Regions from separate parts of the Homo sapiens genome. Here region 2 is linked to region 1. A link is an interaction called in ENCODE POLR2A ChIA-PET data of the cell type or tissue named here. Cell type or tissue: OCI-LY7. All regions are shown on one strand. Links, peaks and the distances in the headings refer to the core of each region. The heading gives the core; the rest is flanking DNA. Region 1 overlaps LOC105375334 (a long non-coding RNA gene). Region 2 holds the start of LOC105375334 (a long non-coding RNA gene).

Region 1 (4,523 bases), core at 299-4,298:
ATTGAAGAAAAAGAAAGAGCTACAGAAAGTTCAGGACATCAAAGAAGTCAATCAAAACATCCATCTTATCTGAGGCTTGCAGGCAAAGGGAAGCAGCTGGAAGAGAAAATGGTACAGCAGTTACAAGAGGATGTGGACATGAAAGATGCTTCTTAAAAATCTCTGTAACCATTTATATACATTTGAAAATGGATATTGGTTTATTTTTTACATAAGGTCACTTAAATGGTTTCTTTTTTACATAAGATCACTTAAATAAGGTCACTTACATAAGGTCACTTAAATTGGTTTATTTTTTACATAAGGTCACTTAAATGAAAAGTGATTAAAATATATCTTTCCTACATTGCTATCTACAAAACATCAGATATTACGGATGTTAGATTGCATTCCAGTGTTAAATCTTCACTGATAGATGTATTTATGTAAACCATGAAAATTCTACTTACAACTATAGAAGTGAATTGTAGACGTAAAATAGTTCTGCCATTTGGACAGTGGCACTAGGTGGCATTTGTGTAATAACTAATGGCAAAAATTCATGGCTAGCGATGTATAAAATAAAATATTCTTTGCAGTAAAATATTCCCTTTATTAATGTTATAAAAGGGGGGATATGGCTGGGCACTGTGGCTCACACCTGTAATCCCAGCACTTTGGGAGACAGAGGCGGGCAGATCACCTGAGCAGGAGTTCGAAATCAGCCTGGCCAACATGGTAAAACCCCGTCTCTACTAAAAATACAAAAAATTAGCCAGGCGCAGTGGTGGGCACCTGTAATCCCAGCTACTCTGGAGGCTGAGGCAGGAGAATCTCTTGAACCCAGGAGGCGGATGTCGCAGTTACCCGAGATCACCCCATTGCACTCCAGCCAGGGCAACAGAGTGAGACTTTGTCTCAAAAAAAAAAAAAAAAAAAGTGGGGGGCGGATAAGGAACTAACAATTTGTATGACAGTGTCAAATATTATTTTGATTTTAGTATATCCTGTTCTGGTTTATTTGCATCTTAGAAAAGCATAACGGCATTGTTTGATGAAGTCTAATTATGCTGGACTGTTTTGACCTGATTTAACCGTTCTGATAGGTAGTTGTGGAAGTTGGGGATGAGAACTGAATAAATGGCACTACACTCTAGACTTTCCACTTTGGAGGATACTCAGTTCTAACTTGTGATTCCTGGCAGAACAAACTTTATTTTTCTAGTCTAGCAATGATCTAGAAGCAGAGGAATCCCAGTGCCTTCTAAAAGTTATTATCTGGTTTTCTTTTTAAAAAAAAACTCCTGTTTTTGTAAAGTAGAATTTATGGGTACAATATCTGTTCATTATTTGCACATAAAATAAAACCACTTTTAAAGTAAAAAAAAATAAAAATAAACAAATAAATAAAAAGATCATTCATCATGACCAATTGGAATTTATTCGAGGGATAAAAAGATGGTTCAACATACACAAATCAATCAATGTGATACATTATATGAACATAACCAAAGACAAATCCTTATGAACATTTTAAGTAATGCTTAAAATACACGTCATAAAATTTAACATTGGTTCATAAGAAAACCCTAAAAACACTGGGTATAGAAAGAACACACTTCACCATGACAAAAGCCATATATGATAGAACCACGTCTCAATTACATTAAGTGGGGAGAAACTGAAAGTCTTTCCTCTAAGATTTGGAACAAAAGAAAGATGCTTACTTTTACCACTCTAATTCAACATAGTCAGGGAAGTTGTAGCTACAGCAATCGCACAAGAGAAAGAAAGGGCATTCAAATAAGGAAGAAAGAAGTCAAAGTAATATTGCGTGCAGGTGATATAATCTTATATTTGGAAAACCTAGTCTCCATCAAAACAAACTATTAGAACTAATAAAAAAATTTAGTAAAACTGCAGCACACAAAATCAACATACAAAATGTAGTAGCATTGTGGCTAGGCACGGTGACTCAAGTCTGTAATCCCAGCACTTTGGGAGGCCAAAGGGGGCGGATCACTTGAGGTTGGAGTTCGAGACCAGCCTCGCCAATATGGCAAAACCCCACCTCTACGAAAAATTCAAAAACTAGCTGGGTGTGGTGGCAGACACCTATAATCTCAGCTACTTGGGAGGCTGAGGAAGAAGAATTGCTTGAACACAAGAGGCAGAGGCTGCAGTGAGCTGAGATCGCACCACTGCACTCCAGCCTGTGTGACAGAGCAAAACTCCATCTCAAAATAACAATAATAATAATAAAAAAAACTCCATCTCAAAAACAATGAGTAGCATTTCTAAATGCCAACAGTGAACAATCTGAAAAAGAAATCAAGCATGTCATCCCATTTACAATAGCAACAAATAGAAAGAAATGCCCAAGAATAAACTAAACCAAAGAAACAAGAAGATCTCTATAATGAAAACTATAAAACAGAAGAATGGAAAGATATTCTATTTTTATGGACTGGAAGAAGCAATACTGTTAAAATGTTCCCATTACCCAAAGCAGTCTAGAGATTTGATGCAATTCGTATCAAAATACCATGACATTTTTCACAGAAATAGAAAAAAAGATTCCAAAATTTATATTGAACAACAATAGACCCAGAACAGCTAAAGCCATCATGAGCAAAAGGACAAAATCAGAAATTACATTACCTGACTTCAAATTATACTACAGAACTATAGTAACCCAAACAGCATGGTTCTGGTATAAAATCAGACACATAGACCAATAGAACAGAATAGAGAACTCAGAAAAAAATTTGTATATCTACAGTGAACCTATTTTCAACAAAGGTGCCAAGAACATACATTGGCAAAAAGGGACAGTCTTGTCAATAAATTATGCTGAGGAAACTAAATATCCATATGCAGAAAAATAAAACTAGATCTCTATTTCTTAGCATATACAAAAATAAAAGCAAAATGGGCTAAAGACTTACATCTAAGATGTGAAACTATGAAGCTACTAAAAAATCCCAGAAAACTGGGGAACCTCTCCAGGACACTGGACTGAGCAAAAATTTCTTGAGTAGTACCTCACAAGTACAGGCAACTAAGCAAAAATGAACAAACAGGGCTGGGCGTGCTGGTTCATGCCTTTAATCCTAGTACTTTGGGAGGCTGAGGTGGGTGGATCACCTGAGGTCAGGAGTTCAAGACCAGCCTGGCCAACATGGTAAAACCCCATCTCTGCTAAAAATAAAAAAATTAACTGGGCATGGTGGCACATGCCTGTAATCCCAGCTACATGGGAGGCTGAGGAAGGAGAATCACTTGAACCCGGGAGGCAGAGGTTGTGGTGAGCTGAGATTGTGCCATTGCACTCCAGCCTGGGAAACAAGAGCAAAATTCTGTCTCAAAAAAAAAAAAAAAGGAACAAACAGGATTACAGCAAGTTAAAAAGCTTCTGCACTGCAAAAAAAAACAATCAACAAAGTGAAGAGACCACCCACAGTATGGGAAAACTATTTGCATAGTATCTATATGACTAGAGACTAATAACAGGAATATATAAGGTACTTAAAAATGCTATGAAAAAAATGCATTAATTCCATTAAGATTGGATAAAATAATTGTTTCTCAAAAGAAGACATATAAATGACAAACAGGTATATAAAAAGGTGCTCAGTATCACTGATTGTCAGGGAAATGCAAATCAAAACTACAATGAGATATCATCTCACTCCAGCTAAAATGACTTTTCCCCAAAAGACAGGCAATAATACATGTTGCTGAAAGTGTGAAGAAAAGTGAACTCTCATACACTGTTTCTGGGAATATAAATTAATACAGTGACTATGAAGTACAGTATGGAGGTTCCTTAAAGAACTAAAAATAGGACTACCATATGATCCAGCATTCACACTTCTAGGTATACATACTAAAAAATAAAAATAATTAGTATATTGAATAGATATCTGGCCTCCCATGTTTATTGCAGCACTATTACCAATAGCAAAGTTTTGGGATCCACTTAAGTATGCATCAACAGAGAAATGAATAAAGAAAATGTACTACATACACACACACAATATTATTGTGTACACACAATATTATTGTGTACACACAATAAGTACAACTTAGCCATAAAAAATGAGATTCTGTCATTTGCAACAAAGTGGATGGAATTGGAAGATATTATATTAAGTAAAATAAGCCAGGTACAGGAAGACAAAAACTGCATGTTCTCACTTATTTGTGGGATCTAAGAATTAAAACAACTGAACTCATGAAGATGAAGAGTAGATTATAGTTATCAGAGGCAGAGAAGGGTAGTGAGGAGGGATGATTAATGAGTACAAAATTGTAATTAGAATGAATAAGATCTAGTATTTGATAGCACAACAGTGTGACTACAGTAAGTAATAACTTATTGTACATTTCAAAATAACTAAAAAAGTATAATTGGAATATTCATGATACAAAAAAATAGTACATGCTGGAGGTGATGTATACCTCATTTACCCTGGTGTCATTATTAAACACTTTAGGCCTGTAAAAAAAAAAACTCAAGAAACACATTAATATATACACTT
Region 2 (4,235 bases), core at 236-4,235, 64 kb after region 1:
TGGGAGGTGAACAATAAGAACACATGTACACAGAAGGGGAACGACATACACTGGGGCCTGTTAGAGGGGTGGAGGGAGGGAGAGTTCCGATATAAATTGGGGGCTCCCATAACCTCCTTCTCAAGTTCAATAACTTGATACAACTACTCACAGAATTCAGCAAAACACTATACTTGCATTTACCAATTTATTATGAAAGGTACAAATCAACAAGAGCCAAATGAAAAAAAAGTACAAGGCAAGGAAAAGTGGTGGGAGAAGATGGGGTGGGTAGATAGCAGCTGTGATTAAAGAAATCCCCCATTCTTTGTGCTTTTCAAGAGCATCTCACTGCTAAGAAACACCCTTCCTGTTTTTGATATCCCAAAGCCAGAGACTCTCTAAATTCCCATTTATTTTTATTTTTTTGTCTCATAAACAATTAAATAAGTTTGTCTCTAGTGGACAGAACAAACTACTTGTTAACCAAACTTTTCTTAAGTTTCTTTCCTTCCCCAGGCCCCCAAACTTTGACCCAACCTTACAACCCCTCCTTATGTCCCTCTTAAGAACAGGCTGACTTCTAGGTAAAACACTCTCTGATCTAGGATCTGATTTCACCATGTTTTATCCCTTCCTCCCCCTCCCACATTTTTTTCTCACCTTCTAGTAGTTTGCTCCTCCTTATGAAAGAAAGCCCTTTTCTGACTAATCTTAGTTTAAAACTAATGCCCAGTGTTTAAAGAAAACAGCAAAATCACTCAAACACAGTGTTTATAGAATATTGTAAGGAAATAGTAAGGCACTTAAATTTTATACCTCAACAGGAAAAGCTGAAGTCTCTATCTCTTTCAGACATTAAGCATGCCACTTACATACTTTCATGATAAATAGTTTAATAAACAACCATATATGAACATTTCTAGAAGGTGCCAAGTTCTATCTCATAAAATTTAACATTAAACTTGGACATTTAGACAACAGAATACACAACAGAGTTATCTACTGTTACAAATTTTAGACCCTGCAAAAAAGGGGAGCTGATGTTTTGACAAATATATGCACTTCATCAATTAATCTTTCACATTTTCTTGGGGAAATGTGTTCACTTTCTATAGCCATAATGAAAAAGTGATTTTTCCTATTTCTTTTCCCTGGTAGCATTCCCAAACAAAGCCTTGGAATCCTGTTTGAAATCACCACCCAAAAAGAACGGACATAACAAACTTACTACACTCACTCTGAGGAAGATAAAGGTAAAGAAGCATTTTTAACAAATAAAATATATGACTAGATTTTTCTGAAATCCACCTTTCATGGTCTTTGACTTTTTAAAAAAATTTTCAGCTCTATTGACGAAACGTAATTTACAGTTATTGAAAAACTGAAGTGGAAACAAGTGAAAAAGTCTTTCCAAGGTGACAAACTCAGGGAGCGGCAGCGCTGATGGGAACACAAACATGTCTGACTCAACTGTCAAGTCAGACCATGGTATCCCTCAAAACATTCTCCCATCCCCATCCTGCCCATTAAATTACTCAAGGAGTGTCCTCCTTCCCAGGAGGCACTGTACAATGTCCTCCTGCTTGAACCTGGGAGGTGGAGGTTGTAGTGAGCCGAGATCGCGCCACTGCACTCCAGCCTGGGTGACAGCGAGACTTCATCTCAAAAAAAAATTTTTTTAACAGGAGACACTGGGGACCCCACTGGCCGCAGCTCCTCCCACGCACCCACCGAGTCGGGATTCTGCTCTAATGACCCTCTGTCATCCCTGAACAATCTGGGAGAGAGTCGGGGCTGCGGGTGCAGCGCTGCCCAGAGAGTTTCAGGCAGGTCGCGGCGCGGGAAGAGGACGGTGAGGGGTCAAAGTCCGCTGGCTCAGCTGCCGTCTTGCACCGCCCCCCACCCCACTCTCCGGGGGTACTGAGGGCCCAGCTGCGCCAACGGGGACTCAGGTCTGTGGACCCGGGAGCTGACCGTGGGGAGGCCGGTTCCGCTGGTTTCAACCAGCCCACTCTCCCCTCTTGGGATGCCCAACCCCGCGTACTCACCATTTCCTGGTTTCCAGGATGTCCTGGCATCTTAGCTATGCATTTCCCAGTACCTCCAGATCTCAGGGCAACAGAGGATGTGACAAAGTCACCTAGTGCTCCCGAGGGGCAACACGCGGGACAGTAGAGATGGATCTCAGGCTCCGGCCTGAGCCAGAGACAAAGGCCGCGCCAAACGCTGGAAGCCACGCCCTCCTCCCCAACTGCGTGCCTGATAGGACGGTTCCTACTCTGACAGATTGAATAAGGCTCCAGGACCCTCCCCCACACCCACCGTCCCCAGCATTAGTGCGCTTTATGGACAGGGAAACAGGATCCTGTAGGCGGAGTCACACGCCCCGGGTATCACAGCTAATTAAGAAGTGAGCTGAGCCTTGAAATGCACTTGCTTTTTCCCTTACCTGGGTCTGCTTGTATAATGCATCTTATTAGCTATTTAAAAGTAGAAAGTAGAACAATTGGACACCTTTTTAACAACTTTCTAATCATTTGGATAATGCAGGAAAGACCCTTATCCCATCCCTGAGCTCCTCTCTCAGCATGCTGTACCACACTGCTGACCACAACGTGGGATGGCTATTAGAAATGGAGGGGCAGCGGGGGCTGGGAACGGATAAGCAAGAATTATGTTGCCCAAATATGCTTTTTTTTTCTTTTTTTCTTTTTCTTTTTCTTTTTTTTTTTATTTGAGACAGAGTCTCACTGTTGCCCAGGCTGGAGTGCAGTGGCTTGATCTCAGCTCATTCCAACCTCCACCTCCCGGGTTCAAGCGATTCTCCTGCCTCAGCCTCCTGAGTAGCTGGGATTACAGGCGCCTGCCACTACCTCCAGCTAACTTTTTTGTATTTTTAGTAGAGACAGGGTTTTGCCATGTTGGCCAGGCTGGTTTTGAACTCCTGACTTCAAGTGATCCGCCTGTCTCAGCCTCCCAAAGTGCTGGGATTACAGGCGTGAGCCACCACGACCAGGCAATATGCTCATCTTAGAAAGACTAAGATATATTCACACACACACATATACACACACATATATATACACACACACCTATATATGTGGACAAGGCCAGAGGAAAGTATATTTAGTACAACACAACCATGAGGCTGCAAATCAAACTGGTGGAAGAGAGCATACGTGAGGCTTCAATGGCCAAGACACTGATGGCTATCCTTGGGTGTCACTTAAGACTTCAAGGTGAAGGACATCTTTTTTCCAGTTGGCACAGGGAAAATAACAGACATTAGAATTGGAATTTGTTGTTGTTGTTGTTTTTAGAATTTCTAAAACATGAAGGACTCTCTAAACACTCTAAAAGGCATTGAACTATATATGCGGCTGAGGACCTGCCTGCTCTTCAGAGGGATGGCTGAGCAGCAGCCACCAGCTGTAATGAGCCTTAAACTCCCCCTCTCATAGGGACAGGCCACCTCCACACAGTCCCTCTTACTTCACAGGCTCTGTCCCTCAGGTTCACCTGAGGGCAGGTACCCTCGAGGGTACCTTGACAAGGGCAGGTACCCAGCCAGTTAGATGTTTAGGGACCTCACAGGTCCAACATGCCCAGGGTTTAGCCCCACAGCCTAGCACCCCCTCCCCACCAGCCTTTTTCCTTTTGTCACCAATGACAGGTTCACCTGTGCCACACCCTCATGAGTCTAGTAACTGGAAGGTGGGTAAACCCCAACTGAGTGCCTGTGACTCCACCCTCTTACTTTCCACTCAAGTGGCATTATAAGAATAACCTTAAATTTGATCTAATTTATACATATTCCTCTCTTAGTAACATTTCTAACAACAGCACTCACAATCAAACCCAGTTTGATTGTGAGATTGGGTTACAGAACACACAGGTGAGGCTGGAGCAGCAGGTTTTAAAAACTTTATTCTAATGTGATATAAAGATGTGATGGTTTAAAAATAAGAAACACATATTTATCAGCTGTGGGGATGCTACACTTGCTAGCTTGCATCCATTCTTCTTGAAACAAGGTATCTGGACACACTATACCCATAAGTGGCTCTTTGCAATACCCCAGGCAGAAGCTCCAATCAGACACAGCTCTCTCAGGCTCACAGGGTGGCAACCTCCTCCTTCATGTGGGCTCTGAAGGGCAAGGGAAGGAGCACAGGCAGCAGGGGACAGGGAGCAGCCCGGGGCTGTTGGGATTCCCAATCACCGCAGAGCTAGTCTCTGTAAAGGTGCTGTGT

The links. Peaks named below come from ENCODE experiments on the same cell type or tissue, not always from the same donor. Only the 100,000 strongest peaks of a DNase experiment are listed, where the experiment ranks them.
Region 2: POLR2A ChIA-PET joins it to region 1 with 7 read pairs; 3 of 35 experiments call an interaction of 5 or more read pairs at or near these places.

What each region holds. Positions count from the first base shown.
Region 1 is chr7:65,330,807-65,335,329 of GRCh38, reverse strand. All of the region lies in intron 4 of LOC105375334 (a long non-coding RNA gene), which reads right to left. It also overlaps the pseudogene RSL24D1P3. Among named protein-coding and RNA genes, the nearest start is that of ZNF92, 41 kb to the left of the region's middle. In OCI-LY7, for the core only: no CTCF peak of the experiment used is centred there; no DNase peak of the experiment used is centred there.
Region 2 is chr7:65,267,334-65,271,568 of GRCh38, reverse strand. It overlaps LOC105375334 (a long non-coding RNA gene), which reads right to left and starts at 2,195. Exons shown (of 6, transcript XR_927613.3): 1 at 2,031-2,195. RefSeq lists an enhancer at 1,885-2,472. In OCI-LY7, for the core only: no CTCF peak of the experiment used is centred there; a DNase peak (open chromatin) is centred at 2,248; H3K4me3 peaks cover 2,450 bases; H3K27ac peaks cover 325 bases.